Linked DNA regions of Homo sapiens: region 2 is linked to region 1. Evidence: chromatin loops called from intact Hi-C (ENCODE). Cell type or tissue: sigmoid colon. All regions are shown on one strand. Each heading gives the region's core, and the rest is flanking DNA. Links, peaks and the distances in the headings are about the cores only.

Region 1 (9,572 bases), core at 762-8,761:
ATTTTCAATACGTTCTATCACCCAGAACAGAAAGTGTGTCCCCATGAAACAGCAACTCCCCACTTCCCCTCCCCACAGGTCTTAGTAACCTCCAGTGTATTTTCTGTCTCTATGGATTTAGTCTAGATGTTTCATGTAAGTGGAATTATGCGATATTTGTCTTTTGGTGTCTGGCTGATTTTACTGAGCATGTTTTCAAGGCTCATCCCTGTTGTAGTGTGCATCAGAACTTCATTCATTCCGTTTTATGAATGAGTAATATTCTATTGTACAAATAGACCACATTTGGGCCCAGCGTGGTGGCTCATGCCTGTAATCCCAGCACTTTGGGAGGCCTAGGCGGGTGGATCACCTGAGGTCAGGAGTTCGAGACCAGCCTGGCCAACGTGGCAGGACCCCCTTTTTACTAAAAATACAAAAATTAGCTGGGCTCATGTCTGTAATTCCAGCTACTTGGGAGGCTCAGGCACGAGAGTCGCTTGAACCCAGGAGGCGGAGGCTACAGTGAGCCAAGATCGTGCCACTGCACTCCAGCCTGGGCAACAGAGCGAGACTCCATCTCAAAAAAAGAAGACCACATTTGATTTACCCGCTCATCTGTTGATGAACACTTGGGTTCTTTCTGCCTTTTGGCTATTGTGACTAATGTTTGTTGGAACATTGGCATGCAAGTATCTATTTGAATCCTTGTTTTTATTTCCTTTGGGTGTGTATCTCAAAGTGGAATTCCTCGGTCATGTGGTAATTCTATGTATAGCTTTTTGAGAAACCACCAAACTGGTTTCCACAGCAGCTGCACCATTTTCCATTCTCACCAGCAGTGTATGAGGGTTTTAATTTCTCCACATCCTAGCCAACACTTGTTATTTTCCTTTTGTAAAAATTATAGTCATCCAGCTGGGTGTAGTGGCTCATGCCTGTAATCCCAGCACTTTGGGGGGCTGAGGTGGGAGGATTGCTTGAGCACAAGAGTTCGAGACCAGCCTGGGCAACATAGCGAGGCTGCTGTCTCTACCAAAACACCAGAAATGAGATACCACTTCACACCTGCAGCCTCAACCTCCTGGGCTCAAGTGATCCTCCCACCTCAGCCTCCCAAGTAGCTGGGACTACAGTTACGTGCCACCATACCTGGCTTGTTTTTTTAATTTTTTTTTTACTTTTATTTTATTTATTTATTTTTAGTAGAAACGGGGTTTCACCATGTTATCCAGGATGGTCTCGATCTCCTGACCTTGTGATCCACCCATCTCGGCTGGATCCCAAAGTGCTGGGATTACAGGCGTGAGCCACCGTGCCCAGCGGCTATTTTTTTTTTTTTTAATGAAACTCCTTTTTAATCCTATGTTAGGTCTCTCTGTTTGCTTCCTTTCTTGTTGGCATGATTTTTGCTGAGAAAATATAAAATTTCATTGGCTTTGGTTGTTTTTTTTTTTTTTTTTTTTTCAGAGATGGGGTCTTACTATATTGCCCAGGCTGATCTTGAACCCCTGGGCTCAAGCAGTCCTCTTGCCTTGGCCTTCCAAAGTGCTGGGATTATAGGCACAAGCCCCTGTGCTGGACCTATTGTATTAGTTTCCTAGGGCCGCCAGAGTACCAAAAACTGTGTGGCTTTAAATCACAGAAATTGTCTCACAATTCTGGATGCTAGAGGTCCAAAATCAAGGCATCCGTCAAGCTGTTTTCTTCTGAGGGATGTCGGGGAGAGTCTGTTCCATGCCCCTCCTGTCACGTCTAGTGCTTTGCTGGCCATCTTTGGCTTCTAGTTGCGTCATTGAAACTTCTGCTTTCATCTTCCAGATTTCCCCTTTTAATAAAACGTTACTTAAATTGGATTAGGGACCATGCTAATAACTTCATTTTAACTTGATCACATGTGTAAACTCTATTTCCGAATAAAGCCACATATTTCATAAATAAAAAATTTAAAAAGGTCTCATTCTGAGGCACTATGGGTTATGACTTCAACTTTTTTTTTTTTTTTTTTTTTTTTTTGGAGACAGAGTCTTGCTCTGTCACCCAGGTTGGAGTGCAATGGCGTGATCTCGGCTCACTGCAACCTCCACCTCCTGGGTTCAAGGGATTCTCCTGCCTCAGCCTCCCGAGTAGCTGGGATTACAGGTGCCTGCCACTATACACAGCTAATTTTTGTATTTTTAGTAGGGACGGGGTTTCACCATGTTGCCCAGGCCGATCTCAAACTCCTGACCTCAGGTGATGCACCTGCCTCGGCCTCCCAAAGTGCTGGGATTACAGCCGTGAGCCACTGGACCCGGCCGGACTTCAACATATCTTTAGCGGGATACAATTCAATGCATGACACTCATAGATTTATGAGTTTATTTCTGGACTTTCAATTCTATTCCACTGGATTGCGTCTATCCTTATGCCAGAACCACACAGTTTTTTGGGTTTTTTTTGAGACGGAGTCTCGCTCTTGTCACCCAGGCGGGATTGCAGTGGCACGATCTCTGCTCACTGCAACATCCGCATCCTGGATTCAAACGATTCTCCTAACTCAGCCTCCTGAGTAGCTGGGATTACAGGCACCTGCCACCACGCCCGGCTAATTTTTTTGTATTTTTGGTAGAGACAGGGTTTCACCATGTTGGCCAGGCTAGTCTTGAACTCCTGACCTCAGGTGATCTGCCTCGGCTTTCCAAGGTGCTGGGATTACAGGCGTGAGCCACCATGTCTAGCCCACACAGTGTTGATTACTGTAGGTTTGTAGCAAATTTTGACATTGGAAGTATGAGTCTCCTTTGTTATTTTTCAAGATTGTTTTGGCTATTCTGGGCCTCCTGCAATTCTATATGAACTTAAAGATCAGAGTTTCCATGTCTGTCAAAAAGGTTGTTGGAATTTTCTTTTTTTTTCCTTTTTTTTTTTTCTTTTTTTTGAGACAGAGTTTCACTCTTGTTGCCCAGGCTGGAGTGCAATGGCGCGATCTCAGCTCACCACAACCTCTGCCTCCCGGGCTCAAGCGATTCTCCTGCCTCAGCCTCCTGAGTAGCTGGGCTTATAGGCATGTGCCACCACGCCCGGCTAATTTTGTATTTTTAGTAGAGACAGGGTTTCTCCATGTTGGTCAGGCTGGTCTCGAACTCCCGACCTCAGGTGATCCACCCGCCTTGGCCTCCCAAAGTTCTGGGATTACAGGTGTGAGCCACCGCGCCCGGCCAGTTGTTGGAATTTTCCGAGGGATTGCGTTGAATCTGTAGATTGCTTCGGGTAGTATTGATATTTCATCTAGGTGTTCTTTTTAATGCTTTTCCAGCAGTATTTGGTAGTTTTCAGGCTACAAATTGTTCACCCTTTTGGTTAACTTTATTCCTAGGTGCTTAACCTTTAGATACTGTTGTAAGTGGAATTGCTTTCTTAATTTCCTTTTTGGATTGTTCATTGCGGGTGTGTAGAAACACAACTGATTTTTGTGTGATCTTGTACCCTGCAACTTTGCTGAATCTGCAGCCCTAGAAGCTTTCTTGTGATTCTCTGGCATTTCCTATATATAGGATCATGTCATCTGTGAATAGAGATATTTTTACTTCTTCCTTTCCAATTTGGATGCCTTTTATTTTTTTTCTTGTTTAATTGTTCTAGCCAGAACTTCCAGCACAATGTGGAATAGCAGTGGTAAAAGTGGACATCCTTGTCTTGTCCCTGATCTTAGGCAGAAAGCTTTCACTCTTTCACCATTGGGTATGACGGTAGCTGTGGGTTTTTCAGAAGTACCTTTTCTCATGTTGAGAAAGTTTATTTCTATTCCTAGTTTACGATTTTTAAAAATTATGATGCATGGTGGCTTGTGCCTGCAATCACAATACTTTAGGGAGCCAAAGTGGGAGGATCACTTGAGGCCAGGAGTTCAAGACCGACCTGGGCAACATAGTGAGACCTTATCTCAATAAAAAAATAAAAAATTTGCCAGGCGTGGTGGTGCATGCCTGTAGTCCCAGCTACTCAAGAGGCTGAGGTGGGAGGAAGGCTTGAGCCCAGGAGGTCAAGGCTGTGGCTTCAGTGAGCCATGATTTCACCACCATCATGATTGTGCCACCAACAGAGTGAAACCTTGTCTCAAAAAAAAAAAAAAAAAAAAAAAGCCATGCATGGTGGCTCAAGCCTGCAATCCCAGCACTTTGGGAGGCCGAGGTGGGCAGATCATGAGGTCAGGAGATCGAGACCATCCTGGCTAACACGGTTGTAGGGGCCAGCCCTACAAGGTCTGTGGGTTTTTCTCCCCGTGTGCAGAGACAAGAGATTGTAGAAATGAAGACACAAGACAAAGAGATCAAAGAAAAGACAGCTGGGCCTGGGGGACCACTACCACCAAGACGTGGAGACCGACAGTGGCCCCTAATGCCTGGCTGCGCTGTTATTTATTGGATACAAAGCAAAAGGGGCAGGGTAAAGAGTGTGAGTCATCTCCAATGATTGATAAGGTCACGTGAGTCACATGTCCACTGGACAGGGGCCCTTCCCTGTTAGGTAGCCAAGGCGGAGAGAGAGAGGACAGCTTACATCATTATTTCTTCTATGCTCTTTTAAGAAAGATCAAAGACTTTAATACTTTAATACTTTCACTAATTTTGCTACTGCTATCTAGAGGGCAGAGCCAGCTGTACAGAGTGGAACATGAAAGTGAAACAGGAGTGTGACCGCTGAAGCACAGCATCACAGGGAGACGGTTAGGCCCCTGGATAACTGCGGGCGGGCCTGACATCAGTCAGGCCCTCCACAAGAGGTGGTGGAGCAGTCTTCTCTAAACTCCCCCGGGGAAAGGGAGACTCCCTTTCCCGGTCTGCTAAGTAGTGGGTGCTTTTCCTTGGCACTGACGCTACCTCTAGACCACGGTCCGCTTGGTAACGGGAATCTTCCCAGATGCTGGCGTTACCGCTAGACCAAGGAGCCCTCTGGTGGCCCTGTCCAGGAATAACAGAAGGCTCACACTCTGTCTTCTGGTCACTTCTCATCATGCCCCTTCAGCTCCTATCTCTGTATGGCTTGGTTTTTCCTAGGTTATGATTGTAAAGCAAGGATTATTATAATATTGAAATAAAGAGTAATTGCTACAAACTAATGATTGATATTCATATATAATCATATCTATGATCTATATCTAGTATAACTCTTGTTATTTTATATGTTTTATTACACTGGAACAGCTTGTGCCCTCGGTCTCTTGCCTTGGCACCTGGGTGGCTTGCCGCCCACACATGGTGAAACCCCATCTTTACTAAAAATACAAAAAGTTAGCTGAGCGTGGTGGTGGGTGCCTGTAGTCCCAGCTACTCAGGAGGCTGAGGCAAGAGAATGGCATGAACCCAGGAGGCGGAGCTTGCAGTGAGCCGAGATTGTGCCACTGCACTCCAGCCTGTGGGACAGAGCAAGACTCCATCAAAAAAAAAAAAAAAAAATCGTGAAGTGTTGTTGAATTTTGTCAAATGCCTTTTCTGTGTTGGTTGAGAAGATCATATGGCTTCCCCCACACCTTGTTCTATTAATTTGGTGTTTGCATTAATTTTTGTATGTTTAACTACCCTTACTTTCCTAGGATAAATCCCATTTCGTTATGGTATAAAATCCACTTAATGTGCTGCTGAATTAGATTTGCTTGTATTTTTTCAGGATGTTTACATGTATATTCATAAGGGCTACTGCTCTGTAATTTTCTTGTGATATCTTTATCTGGCTTTGGTATTACGGTAATGCTGGCCTCATAGAATGAGTTAGGAAATGTTCTCTCCTTTTCAATCTTTTGGACGAATTTGAGAAACATCCTTGTTATTATAATTCTTCTTTAAATATTTGATAGAATTCACCAGCACAGCCATCTGGTTTTGGGCTTTTCTTTATTGAAACGTTTTTGATTCAATCTCTTATGATAATTCTACTGAGATTTTCTGTTTTTTCTTGAGTCAGCTTAGCTAATTTGTGTGTTCCTAGGAATTTGTCCATTTCATTTATCTAGTTTGTTGACATATAATTGTTGATAGTATTCTCATACAATCCTTTTTATTTCGGTAAGGTCAGTAGTAATGTCTCCATTTTCATTTCTGATGTTAGTTATTTGTGTCCAGGCTAACTTTGGAGCCCAACTTTAACCTGACTTCAACCTCCACCTTATACCGTGATACCATCCCAACTTGACCTCTGACATCTGACCCTTGGCCCTTCTAAACTGACTTTTTTTTTTTTTTTTTTTTTTTGAGATGGAGTCTTACTCTGTCTCCCAGGCTGGAGTGCAGTGGCACGATCTCAGCTCACTGCAACCTCCACCTCCTGGGTTCAAGCGATTCTCCTGCCTCAGCCTCCCCAGTAGCTGGGATTACAGGTGCCCACCACCACGCCTGGCTAATTTTTGTATTTTTAGTAGAGATGGGGCTTCACCATGTTAGCCAGGCTGGTCTCGAACTCCTGACCTGAGGTGATCCGCCCACTCCGGCCTCCCAAAGTGCTGGGACTACAGGCGTGACCAAACGCCCTTGGCTCTAACCTGACTTCTAATCGCATCCTGTAACCTCTGACTTTAGTGATCTTGACTTCTGTCTGCTGCTATAGACTGAACAATTATTGCCTGGCATCTAACCTTCGTCCTTGCCCCTGGCTGGGCCCTGACCTCAAGTGACCTTTGACCTCTGGCCTTTGCAGTTACACATTCGGCAAAGTACAGGGCAACAGCGATCTCTACTGGAAGGCGCAGCGTTACCGCCTCATCCGGGAATTCCACTCTCGGCCCGCGCTGGCCCCGCCCTTTATCGTCATCTCCCACTTGCGCCTCCTGCTCAGGCAATTGTGCAGGCGACCCCGGAGCCCCCAGCCGTCCTCCCCGGCCCTCGAGCATTTCCGTAAGAACAGAGCTTGGCTTAAAAAGGAGAAATATAGGGGACCGGGAGCCTGGAAGGCGAGGGGAAGGGGGCATGCCCCAAATGACTAACGGGCGTGGCTTAGGTAGCGAGGGGCGGGGTTTAAGCAACAAGGGGCGGAGCTTAAGCACTGAGGGGCAGTGCTTACGGGTGAGGGGCGGGGCATGTTCTCGAATCACCAGGGGCTGGGTCTGGGATAGCGTGCGTGTTCTGAGGGTGTCGGAAGGGGCAGCTGGGATTGGGAAGGGGCGTGGCCTGAGCCCTTTGACTCCGCCCGCCCCTGCAGGGGTTTACCTTTCTAAGGAAGCCGAGCGGAAGCTGCTAACGTGGGAATCGGTGCATAAGGAGAACTTTCTGCTGGCACGCGCTAGGGACAAGCGGGAGAGCGACTCCGAGCGTCTGAAGCGCACGTCCCAGAAGTGAGAGCGGGGCCTGGTCGGGGATGGGGCTTCTGGCCTGGGGCGGATCCTGACTTCAGCTGAAGGCAGGGTCCTGGGAGGGAGGGAGAGAGGGAGGAGGCCCGGGAAGCAGGCAGAGCCCTGGGGGTGGGTGGGCTGCGGGTGCCCCCGGTAAGAGGCCCTCCCTTCTCAGGGTGGACTTGGCACTGAAACAGCTGGGACACATCCGCGAGTACGAACAGCGCCTGAAAGTGCTGGAGCGGGAGGTGAGGCCTTGGGGCCTGGCTGGGGGACTGTGGCAGGGGTCCCATCTCCCGCTCTGACATTCCTCCCATTCCGCAGGTCCAGCAGTGTAGCCGCGTCCTGGGGTGGGTGGCCGAGGCCCTGAGCCGCTCTGCCTTGCTGCCCCCAGGTGGGCCGCCACCCCCTGACCTGCCTGGGTCCAAAGGTCAGTGTGTAGCATCAGCCTGTGCATCTCCAGCCTCTGTTCCTGTATTTTTGCGTGTTTTTCTCTCTCGGCACCTTTCCAGTGTCCCTGGGTCACTCTCTTGGTCTCCTTTGAGCCTTTTGTACTCTCGCCTTCGTCTTTCTTCTTTTTTGCCAGTCTCCCAGTTTTTCTGTCTCTCCCCTTCCCTGCCAATCACCTGCTCTCTCTTTTCTCTCTTCCCCCAGACTGAGCCCTGCTGGCGGACTTCAAGGAGAAGCCCCCACAGGGGATTTTGCTCCTAGAGTAAGGCTCATCTGGGCCTCGGCCCCCGCACCTGGTGGCCTTGTCCTTGAGGTGAGCCCCATGTCCATCTGGGCCACTGTCAGGACCACCTTTGGGAGTGTCATCCTTACAAACCACAGCATGCCCGGCTCCTCCCAGAACCAGTCCCAGCCTGGGAGGATCAAGGCCTGGATCCCGGGCCGTTATCCATCTGGAGGCTGCAGGGTCCTTGGGGTAACAGGGACCACAGACCCCTCACCACTCACAGATTCCTCACACTGGGGAAATAAAGCCATTTCAGAGGAATCGTGTCCGGAGGCTTGATTCCTGGGGGAGCTGGTGGGTGTCTAGATCCAGGATGGGAGCTGGAGCTGGGGTGTTGGGTTTGGGGTTCTTGGTGGATTTGCTGCTGTAATTCAGATATTTTGGAGTCCGTTTCCTCCCTTGAGCCCCATTGTTCTTGCCGGAGACCCAGCACTTCTGTCTGCACTGTTCTGACGGCTCTCGCTTCAGTAGGACAAGACCCCATCTGTACCCCCTCCCACCCAGTTTCAACTTTCCAGTGGAAAAATAACTCAGTGATAATAAGCAAATTATTTCCTGGAATGGAGGTGGGTGGGTGTTGTGTACATCTGCTTTGGCAATAGGGAAACGGATGATGCAAATTTGAGTAGATAAATGCATACGTGTCTTTAAAAAGTCTAATTAGTGGGAAATTGCAGGCCAGGCGCACACAGGGTTGAGGCAAATATGTGTGATTATACATGCAGCTTAACTAAATAACCCATAACAAGCTAAACTGGTAATGACAAGGTTGAACTGACAGCAATCATTAGTTAAATAGCAAGAAAGCCACCAACAACCAACACATCCAAAAATCAAAACCAAACATCCTTCCTCCAAATTGGAGGAGATCCAAGTATCTGTCACCGTGGGTGCAGAGTAGCGTTGAAACATTGCCAAGTGTTGTGTGGCAACTGCAACTTCTCTGGAAGATGCTGAGTTAGTTCTCACCAACCCAAGTAGTAATAATCACTGTAATGTAACCTACTTCCTTCCTTCCTTCCTTCCTTCCTTCCTTCCTTCCTTCCTCCCTCCCTCCTTTCCTCCCTTCCTCCCTCCTTCCCTCCCTCCTTCTTCCTTCCTTTCTTTTCTTCTTTTTTTTTTTTTTTTTTTTTGAGACAGAGTCTCTCTCTGTCACCCAGGCTGGAGTGCAGTGGCACGATCTCAGGTCACTGCAACCTCCGCTTCCTGGGTTCAAGCAGTTCTCCTACCTCAGCCTCTGGAGTAGCTAGGATTACAGGTGCCCGCCACCATGCCCGGCTAATTTTTGTATTTTTGGTAGAGACGGGGTTTCACCATGTTGGCCAGGCTGGTCCCAAACTCCTCATCTCAGGTGATCTGCCTGCCTCGGCCTTCCAAAGTGCTGGAATTACAGGTGTGAGCCACCACACCCGGCCACTTTTTCTTCTTTTCTTTCAATAAGGTCTCACTCTGTCACCCAGGCAGAAATGCAGTGACTCAATCACAGCTCACTGCAACCTCCACCTCCTGGGCTCAAGCAATTCTCCCACTCAGCCTCCTGAGTAGCTGGTTCTA
Region 2 (9,572 bases), core at 426-8,425, 130 kb before region 1:
TGCTGGCCCACCCCTCGCTGCCGGGCCAGCTCGGTGCCCAGTGCCACAAAGTAGGGAAGGATAGCCACAAAATCGATGAGGTTCATCACGTTCTTGAAGAAGATAGCCTTGCTTGGACAGACCAGGAGGCGTACCAGCAGCTCAAAGGAGAACCAACAAATACACAGCGTCTCCACCACGAAGAACGGGTCATTGAAGGGCAGGCGGGGTGGATTTCCAGGCATTTGGCTGGAGCCATTCAGCGGAGCGGGGAACTGCAGGGAGGAAAGTGTTCAGGGAGGGTCAGGCTGGGGCTAGGACACGGGGACAGCCTTAATCATCATTTAAATACCCAGCTCCTCTTTACACATTGGTCAGTAGCCGCTGCGCCAAGGCCCTCCGTGACCTGGTTATCCCAGACTTCCTCCCAGGATCCCAGGGATCATCCCTGGGCCGCTGACTTTCTGGTTGCCTGACCTGGTGGGTGGCTGGAGACGTGGTCCCTGCCCCTTCATGCGTGGGAACTCATGTTTGAGTAGGGTGCAACCTCTTCTCTCTCAAAGTCCCGCCTCCAGTGTTGATTTTCTAGATGGGGAGCATCCCTGCCCTGGCCCCACCACCTTGTGCCTAGCTTTTCCTTGCCCTCCACAGTCCCAGCCCAGAGTATAATGCGGCTGGGCGCGGTGGCTCACGTCTGTAATCCCAGCACTTTGGGAAGCCGAGGCGGGCGGATCACGAGGTCAGGAAATAGAGACCATCCTGGCCAACACGGTGAAACCCCATCTCTACTAAAAATACAAAAATTAGCCGGGCGTGGTGGCCTGCACCTGTAATCCCAGCTACTTGGGAGGCTAAGGCAGGAGAATCGCTTGAACCCGGGAGGCAGACCTTGCAGTGAGCCGAGATAGCGCCATTGCACTCCAGCCTGGGCGACAGAGCAAGACTCTGTCTCACAGGAAATAAAAAAAAAAAGACCTTCTCTGCAAGCCGAGCCCTAGGCCCCCTCCTCTGGCCCCTCAACCTGGCTTTCTTTCCATAGATTCCTCCTACTGTCGCCCCTCGGGCTCCAGCACCCTCAGCTGGAGTTATTCAGGGCCTGGCTTTCACCACCCAGCCGCACAGACTCCGGAGTTTTCAGGCTCTCCTTGGCCCCCCTCAGCTGTGATTTTTAAGGTTCCTGTCCTCCTACCCCTTGCATCAAGGGCCCTGCCCTCTTCACGCCGGGTTTCTCACTGACCTCAACCCCACCTTCTGATGGGGCAGGTCCTCCGACCCGGATCCTCAGGCCCCGCCTCCCGCCCACCCTGTCTTCGGCTGGCCCACCCCTCGCAGCCCCTGGCCCCGCCTTATGATTGGCCAGGTCCCCTCTGGACCCCGCCCATCTCCTCCCAAACCCCGCCCGTCTCCACCCACGCCCCGCCTCTCACCGGGCCGGCTGCGGCTGCAGCAGCAAGCCCCGTGCCGTCGCGGTCGTCGCGGAAGTCAGGCAGCGTCTCGAGGCAGAAGACGACGATGGAGACGAGGATGACCAGCACGGAGACTACGGCGAGCACGCGCGCGGCCTGAGAGCTCTCGGGAAACTCGAAAAGCAGCCACAGCTGGCGGGCGAAGGCGCGGCGGGGCAGGGGGCGCTCGGGCGGCACCGGGCAGCCCTCGTCCTCGCGCAGGCGTGCCAGGGCCGCCGCGCCCAGCCCGTAGAAGGCCACCTCTTCCAGGAAGACGTCGAGCGGCACGTGCGCCGGCCGCCGCAGCCGCCCACCGGACTGGTAGTAGTAGAGCACGGCGTCGAAGCTGGGCCGGTGCCGGTCGAAGAAATACTCGCGGCGCGCGTCGTCGTAGAAGCGGCCGCGGCGCGCTGGGTCCCCTAGCAGAGTGTCCGGGAAGCGGCCCAGCGTGCGCGCCCGCGTCTCGAAGCGCAGCCCGGCCACGTTGAGCACCAGCCGCTCGCAGCAGCCGCACGGCGGCGGGCACCGCGGCTCCATGGCGCGCGCAGCCCCGGCGACCCGCGAACCGACGTGTGGCCCCGACGCCCGGCCCCGGTGCGGCCCCGCCTCGGCCGCCTCGGCCGCCGCCGCCGCCGCCCCAGCCCGGTGTCCGGTGTCCGGTGTCCGCGCGTAAAAATAGCCCGGCAGGGCGGCTAGGGCGCGAGGGAGGGGGCACTGTGACCCCGGCGGGGCGGAGGGCGACAGGGCGACCGCGCGCCCTCTGCCGGGACGCCCGCCCTGCCCTGCCCCGCCGCCGCCGCCGCCCGCGCCTGCTCTGCGCCTTTCCCGTCCCGGGGTCCCCTTTCTCTCCGTCCTTCTGCCGCCGGGATCCTGTCCTGCGTCTCTCCAAGTTTCCGTGTGCGTGTGTTTCGTCAGAATCAGGCTTCAGTTGCAGTCGCCTCTTTTCTTTTCTCTTTCTTCTTTCTTTCTGTCTTTTTTTTTTTTTTTTTTTTTGAGACACAGTTTCCCTCTGTCGCCCGGGCTGGAGTGCAGTGGCGCGATCTCGGCTCACTGCAACAACCTCCACCTCCCGGGATCAAGCGATTCTCGTGCCTCAGCCTCCCTAGTAGCTGGAATTACAGGCGCCACCAAGCCCAGCTAATTTTTTTTCTTTTTTCTTTTTTAGTTGAGAAGGGGTTTCACCATGTTGGCCAGGCAGGTCTGGTACTCCCGACCTCAAGTGATCTGCCCTCCTTGGCCTCCCGAATTGCTGGGGTTACAAGCGTGAGCCACGGCGCCCGGCCTGGAGTCGCCCTGTTTGCACCTTTGTCTCTCACTCTCTTGTGTGTCTGTGTCCGGCTGTCCCCTCTGGGTCTCTGTCTCTTTTGGGATGTATCTCTGAGTATCTCTATGGGTCATTTATTTCTGAGATTCGTCGTTCTGGGGGCCTCTGTATGGGTCCCTCTGCCAGCCTCTACGTCTCGGTCTCCGCCTTTATTTTGACTCTTGGTCTGTCTCCGTTTATCTCTTGTCTCTCTTGGTCTCTTTGTCTCTCCTCTCTAGGTCTCTTTTTGCTCATTATCTCTTAGCCCTCCATGTCTCTGTCTCAGGGTTCCTCGGCCGCTCCCCTTTGGGTCTCCCCTTGGGGTCTCTAGAGGACTTAGGGTCTCCGGAGTCATATCTCTTGATCTCTCCCTGACCATCACTCCATGTGGGTGCTGCCACAGTCCCGGTGGCTGTCCCATCCTAGGGTCACTCTGGCAGCTGCAAACCACTGAGCATGTGCACACACGCCCCATTCTCTCCCCAGAGTTCGCTCCAGAGTCTCCACCTGGATTCTTCGCAAGACTTTCTGAGACCTAGCAGGACCTGAGCTGCGGCTATGACTCTGGCAAAAGGAGTCTGGTCTTGCCGGAACGGGCGGGGGTTGGGGGTGTGGGCCGGGGAGATGCCACAGGGTCATTTTCAGGAACTGAAGGGCGCAGAGACAAGACGGTGGCCTTCTAGCCACTGGTGTCCGGTGACACTGCATAAAAATAGCTCCATCAGATGGGCTTGGGGGAAGTGGAGGGGTTTGATCACTGAGACTCCCAGGAAAGAAGTCCTGGTCGCCCTCTGCTGGGGGTGTGGAGAGAGGTAGGTACTAAGGGTTCGAACGCCCTGCTAATCCTGGCACTCTTTCTCTTCCTGTCTTCCTTCCTTCCATTCCTTCTCTCTTCTTTTCTTCTTTCTTTCTTTCTTTTTTTTTTTTTCTTGAGAGGAGTTTCCCTCTTGTTGTCCAGGCTAGAGTGTGGGGACGTGATCTCAGCTCACTGCAACCTCCGCCTGCCAGTTTCAAGCGATTCTCCTGCCTCAGTCTCCTGAGTAGCTGGGACTCCAGGCACCCGTCACCACACCCACCTAATTTTTGTATTTTTAGTAGAGACAGGGTTTCACCATGTTGGCCAGGCTGGTCTCGAACTCCTGACCTCGTGACCGCCTGCCTTGGCCTCCCAAAGTTCTGGGATTACAGACGTGAGCCACTGCACCCGGCCTTTTCTTTCTTTTTCTTTTTCTTGAGACGGAGTCTTGCAGTCGCCCAGGCTAGAGTGCAGTGTTGCGATCTTGGCTCACTGCAACCTCCGCCTCCTGAATTCAAGCAATTCTCCTGCCTTAGCCTCTGGAGTAGCTGGGATTACAGGCGCCCACCACACGCGGCTAATTGTTTGTGGGCGGCAAGCCACCCAGGTGCCGAGGCAAGAGACCGAGGGCACGAGCTGTTCCAGTATAATAAAATATATAAAATAAGAATAGTTATAGTAGATATAGATCATAGATATGATTATATATGAATATCATTAATCATTAGTTTGTAGCAATTACTCTTTATTCCAATATTATAATAATCCTCGCTCTACAATCATAACCTAGGAAAAACCAGGCCATACAGAGATAGGAGCTGAGGGGACATAGCGAGAAGTGACCAGAAGACAAGAGTGCGAGCCTTCTGTTATGCCTGGACAGGGCCACCAGAGGGCTCCTTGGTCTAGCGGTAACACCAGCGTCTGGGAACACGCCCGTTGCCAAGTGGACCATGGTCTAGTGGTAGCCTCAGTGCCAAGGAAAACCACCCGCTACTTAGCAGACCAGGAAAGGGAGTCTCTCTTTCCCTGGGGGAGTTTAGAGAAGACTCTACCCCTCCACCTCTTGTGGAGGGCCTGACATCAGTCAGGCTCACCCGCAGTTACCCAGAGGCCTAACCATCTCCCTGTGATGCTGTGCTTCAGCTCCTAGTCCGCTTTCATGTTCCATCCTGTACACCTGGCTCTGCCTTCTAGATAGCAGTAGCAAATTAGTGAAAGTACTAAAAGTCTCTGATATGCAGAAATAATGGCGTAAGCTGTCTCTCTTTCTCCTCTCTCTCTGCCTCGGCTGCCAGGCAGGGAAGGGCTCCCTGTCCAGTGGATACGTGACCCAGGGGACCTTACCTATCCTTGGAGATGTCTCACACTCCTCACCCTGCCTCTTTGTCTTATATCCAATAAATATCAGCACAGCCAGGCATTCGGGGCCACTACCGGTCTCTGTGTCTTGGTGGTGGTGGTTCCCCGGGCCCAGCTGTCTTTTCTTTTATCTCTTTGTCTTGTGTCTTTATTTCCACAATCTCTCGTCTCTGCAAACGGAGAAAAACCCACCGACCCTGTGGGGCTGGACCCTACAATTGTTGTATTTTTAGTAGAGACAAGGTTTTGCCATGTTGGCCAGGCTGGTCTTGAACTCCTGACTTCAGGTGATCTGCCCGCCTCGGCCTCCCAAAGTGCTGGGATTACAGGCATGAGCCACCTCACCCGGCCCTTTTCTTTTCTTTCTTTCTCTCTCTCTTTCTTTCTTTCTTTATTTTTTGAGACAGGGTCTCAGTCTGTTGCCCAGGCTGGAGTCTAGTGGCACAATCTTGGCTCACTGCAGCCTCGACTTTCTGGGCTCAAACGATCCTCCCACTTCTTTTTTTTTTTTTTTTTTTTGAGACGGAGTTTCGCTCTTGTCACCCAGGCTGGAGTGCAATGGTGCAATCTCGGTTTACCACAGCCTCCGCCTCCCAGGTTCAAGTGATTCTCCTGCCTCAGCCTCTCAAGTAGCTGGGATTGCAGGCATGTGTCACCATGCCCAGCTAATTTTGTATTTTTAGTAGAGACTAAAATACATGTTCTCCATGTTGATCAGTCTGGTCTCGAACTCCTGACCTCAGGTGATACGCCCACCTTGGCCTCCCAAAGTGCTGAGATTACAGGCATGAGCCACCCCACCTGGCCCCTCCCACCTCTTCTAAGTAACTGGGACTATAGGCGTGAGCCACCATGCATGGCTATTTTTTGTAATTTTTGTAGAGACAGGGTCTTGCTATGTTGCCCACGCTGCTCTTCTACTCCTGAGCCCAAGCAATCCACCGTACTAGGCCTCTCCAAGTGCTAGGATTACAGGTGTAAGCCACTGCACCCACCCTGTCTGGGATTCTATGTCCCCTGGACTTCTATGTCCCTCTCTCTAGGTCTCTATCTTCCCTCTGTCTGGGTCTGTGTCCATTTATTTCACGGTCTTTGGCCTTCTCTATCTCTCTCTGTCCACCATCTTTCTGGTCTCTGTCTCCTATTTTCTCCCATTCTCGTTTTTTTTTTTTTTTTTTTTTTTTTTTTTGAGTCACAGTCTCGCTCTTGTTGCCCAGGCTGGAGTGCAGTGGCACGATCTCAGCTCACTGCAAGCTCCACCTCCCAGGTTCATGCCATTCTCCTGCCACAGCCTCCCGAGTGGCTGGGACTACAGGCGCCCGCCACTACGCCTGGCTAATTTTTTGTATTTTTAGTAGAGACGGGGTTTCACCGTGTTAGCCAGGATGGTCTCAATCTCCTGACCTCGTGATCCACCCACCTTGGCCTCCCAAAGTGCTGGGATTACAGGCGTGAGCCACCATGCCCAGCCTTTTTTTTTTTTTTTTTTTTTTTTTTTGAGATGGAGCCTTGCTCTGTCGCCCAGGCTGGAGTGCAGTGGTGTGATCTCGGCTCACTGCAACCTCCACCTCCTGGGTTCAAGTGATTCTCCTGCCTCAGCCTCCTGAGTAGCTGGGATTACAGGTGTGCGCAACCACACCAGGCTAATTTTTGTATTTTTAGTAGAGATGGGGTTTCACCATGTTGGCCAGGCTGGTCTCGAACTTCTGACCTCATGATCCGCCCACCTCGGCCTCCCAAAGTGCTGGGATCACAAGCGTGAGCCACCACACCCAACCTAATTTTTGTATTTTTAGTAGAGATGAGGTTTCACCATGTTGGCTAGGCTGGTCTCGAACTCCTGACCTTAAGTGATCCACTTGACTTGGCCTCCCAAAGTGCTGAGATTATAGGCGTGCACCACCGCACCCAGCCAAGGTGCCATTTTTTTGCTCAGGAAGTTAGAACAAAACTTAAAAGGTGGGTCAGGCACAGTGGCTCACTCCTATAATCCCATCACTTTGGGAGGCCGAGGTGGCTGGATTGCCTGAGGTCAGGAGTTCAAGACAAACCTAGTAAACATGGTGAAACCCCATTTCTACTAAAAATACAAAAATAAGCTGGGCCGGGTGGCTCGCGCCTGTAATCCCAGCTACTCTGGAGGCTGAGGTAGGAGAATCACTTGAACCTGGGAGGTGGAGGTTGCAGTGACCTGAGATGGCACCACTGCACTCCAGCCTGGGCAACAGAGTGAGACTCTGTCTCAAAAACAAAACAAAACAAAAAGCCAGGTGTGGTCATGCACATCAGTAATCCAGCTACTTGGGAGGCTGAGGTGGAAGGGTCATTTGAGCCAAGGAAGTCAAAGCTGCAGTGAGCTATGATCACACCACTGCACTCCAGCCTGGGTGACAAAGCAAGACCCTGTCTCAAAAAAATAAAAGATAAAAAATTAAGGCTGATGAGTTAGGGATATTATCTTGGATCATTTGGGTAGGCCCACTAATCATAAGGGTCTTTAAAAGAGGGACGTGGCTGGGTGCAGTGGCTCACTCCTGTAATCCCAGCACTTTGGGAGCCTGAGGCAGGTGGATCACCTGAGGCCAGGAGTTCAAGACCAGACCGGCCAACATGGCAAAACCCCATCCCTACTAAAAATAACAAAAATTAGCTGGACATGGTGGTGGGCGCCTGTAATCCCAGCGACTGGGGAGGCTGAGGCAGGAGAATCACTTGAACCCAGAAGGTGGAGGCTGCAGTGCACTGAGATTGAGCCACCGCACTCCAGCCTGGGCAACAGAGTGAGACTCTGTCTCACAAATAAAAAATCAAAAAAAAAGAGGGATGCAGGAAGGTCTGATTCATGGAAGATGTGAGGATGGACATAGAGGTCAGAGAAGAGAGGATGCCATGGTGCTGGCTTTGAAGTTTGAAGACGGAGGAACGGCCATGAGCCAAGGAATGGGGGCGGCTTCCCGAAGCTTGAAAAGGCAAGGAAACAGACTCTCCCCTAGAGCCTCCAGAGGAAACAGAGCCCTGTTTTCGACGTCTAACCTCTAGAATTGCATTCTAATAAACTTGTGTTGTTTTAAGCCACTAAGTTCGTGGTAAGTTGTTGTAGCGGCAACAAGAAAATAATACAGTCAGACTCTCCAATTCCTCAGAGTCATTCTCTGAGGTTATGGTAGCATTTGTTTTATTTTATTTTATTTTATTTATTTATTTATTTTTGAGACGGAGTCTCGCTCTGTCGCCCAGGCTGGAGTGCAGTGGCGGGATCTCGGCTCACTGCAAGCTCCGCCTCCCGGGTTCACGCCATTCTCCTGCCTCAGCCTCCCAAGTAGCTGGGACTACAGGCGCCCGCCACTACGCCCGGCTAATTTTTTTGTATTTTTAGTAGAGACGGGGTTTCACCGTTTTAGCCGGGATGGTCTCGATCTCCTGACCTCGTGATCCGCCCGCCTCGGCCTCCCAAAGTGCTGGGATTACAGGCGTGAGCCACCGCGCCCGGCCTATTTTATTTATTTTTTGAGACAGAATCTCACTCTGTTGCCCAGGCTGGAGTGCAGTGGTGCGATCTCGGTTCACTGCAACCTCCGCCTCCTGGGTTCAAGCAAGTCTTCTGCTTCAGCCTCCTGAGTAGTTGAGATTACAGGTGTGCGCCACCATGCCCGGCTAATTTTCTTTAAAATTTTTGGTAGAGATAAGGTCTCACTATGTTGTCCAGGCCGATCTTAAATTCCTGGGCTCAAACAATCCTCTGGCCTCAGCCTCCCAAAGCGCTAGGATTACATGTGTGAGCCACTGGCCCTGCTCTGCCTTTTTTTTTTTTTTTTTTTTTTTTTTTTGAGATGGAGTCTCACTCTGTCACCCAGTCTGGAGTGCAGTGGCCCAATCTTGGCTCACTGCAACTTCCACCTCCACAGACGCGTGCCACCACGCCCGGCTAAAATTTTTTTTGTATTTTAAGTAGAGATGGGGTTTCACTGTGTTATCCAGGCTGGTCTCAATTTCCTGACCTTGTGATCCACCTGGCTTGGCCTCCCAAAGTTCTGGGATTACAGGCATGAGCCACCGTGCCCGGGCTAATTTTTGGTCTCAATATGTTGGCCAGGCTGGTCTCGAACTCCTGACCTGAGGTAATCCTCCCACATCAGCCTTCCAAAGCGCTGGGATTACAAGTGCGAGCTATTGTGTTGGGCCTGTTTTGTTTCATTTTCACTTTGAACTATTTGTAGCCTTACAGAAGAGTTGCAAAGATTGTACAGACATTTAAAAAATATCCATCACCCAGGTTCCCCAAATGTTAGAATGTTGCATTGCTTTGGCAACGTTTGTTAAAGCTCAGACATTGGCCGGAGCAGTGCCTCGCGCCTGTAGTCCTAGCACTTTGGGAGGCTAGAGGGGACGGATCACCTGAGGTCAGGAGTTTGAGACCAGCCTGGCCAACATGGTGAAACCCCGACTCTACTAAAAGTACAAAAATTAGCTGGGCGTGGTGGCGGGTGCCTGTAGTCCCAGCTACTCGGGAGGCTGAGGCAGGAGAATGGCTTGAACCCGGGAGGTGGAAGTTGCAGTGAGCCAAGATCGCACCACTGCACTCCAGCCTGGGTGAGAGAGCCAGACTCTGTCTCAAAACCAAGACATTGAGGTGGCACAATACTTTTGACAAAATGAAAGAGTTCATTCAGGTTTTCTATATTTCCAC

Evidence for each region. A loop is a pair of places that touch in the nucleus more often than their neighbours do. Peaks named below come from ENCODE experiments on the same cell type or tissue, not always from the same donor. Only the 100,000 strongest peaks of a DNase experiment are listed, where the experiment ranks them.
Region 2: it touches region 1 in a loop (5-fold over the local background); 13 of 110 quality-filtered maps call a loop at or near these places.

What each region holds. Positions count from the first base shown.
Region 1 is chr19:49,203,558-49,213,129 of GRCh38, forward strand. TRPM4 (transient receptor potential cation channel subfamily M member 4) reads left to right here. Exons shown (of 25, transcript NM_017636.4): 21 at 6,652-6,848; 22 at 7,153-7,285; 23 at 7,458-7,530; 24 at 7,607-7,712; 25 at 7,937-8,279. The coding sequence ends at 7,941. Among named protein-coding and RNA genes, the nearest start is that of TRPM4, 51 kb to the left of the region's middle. RefSeq lists an enhancer at 7,074-7,712. In sigmoid colon, for the core only: a CTCF peak has its summit at 4,932 (motif pointing left); DNase peaks (open chromatin) are centred at 4,454, 4,894, 6,714 and 7,084; H3K4me3 peaks cover 1,955 bases; H3K27ac peaks cover 873 bases.
Region 2 is chr19:49,070,625-49,080,196 of GRCh38, forward strand. It overlaps KCNA7 (potassium voltage-gated channel subfamily A member 7), which reads right to left and starts at 2,075. Exons shown (of 2, transcript NM_031886.3): 1 at 1,407-2,075; 2 at 1-254. The coding sequence starts at 1,961. RefSeq lists enhancers at 966-1,467, 1,468-1,967 and a silencer at 3,434-3,593. In sigmoid colon, for the core only: a CTCF peak has its summit at 4,409 (motif pointing right); a DNase peak (open chromatin) is centred at 4,437; H3K27me3 peaks cover 3,827 bases.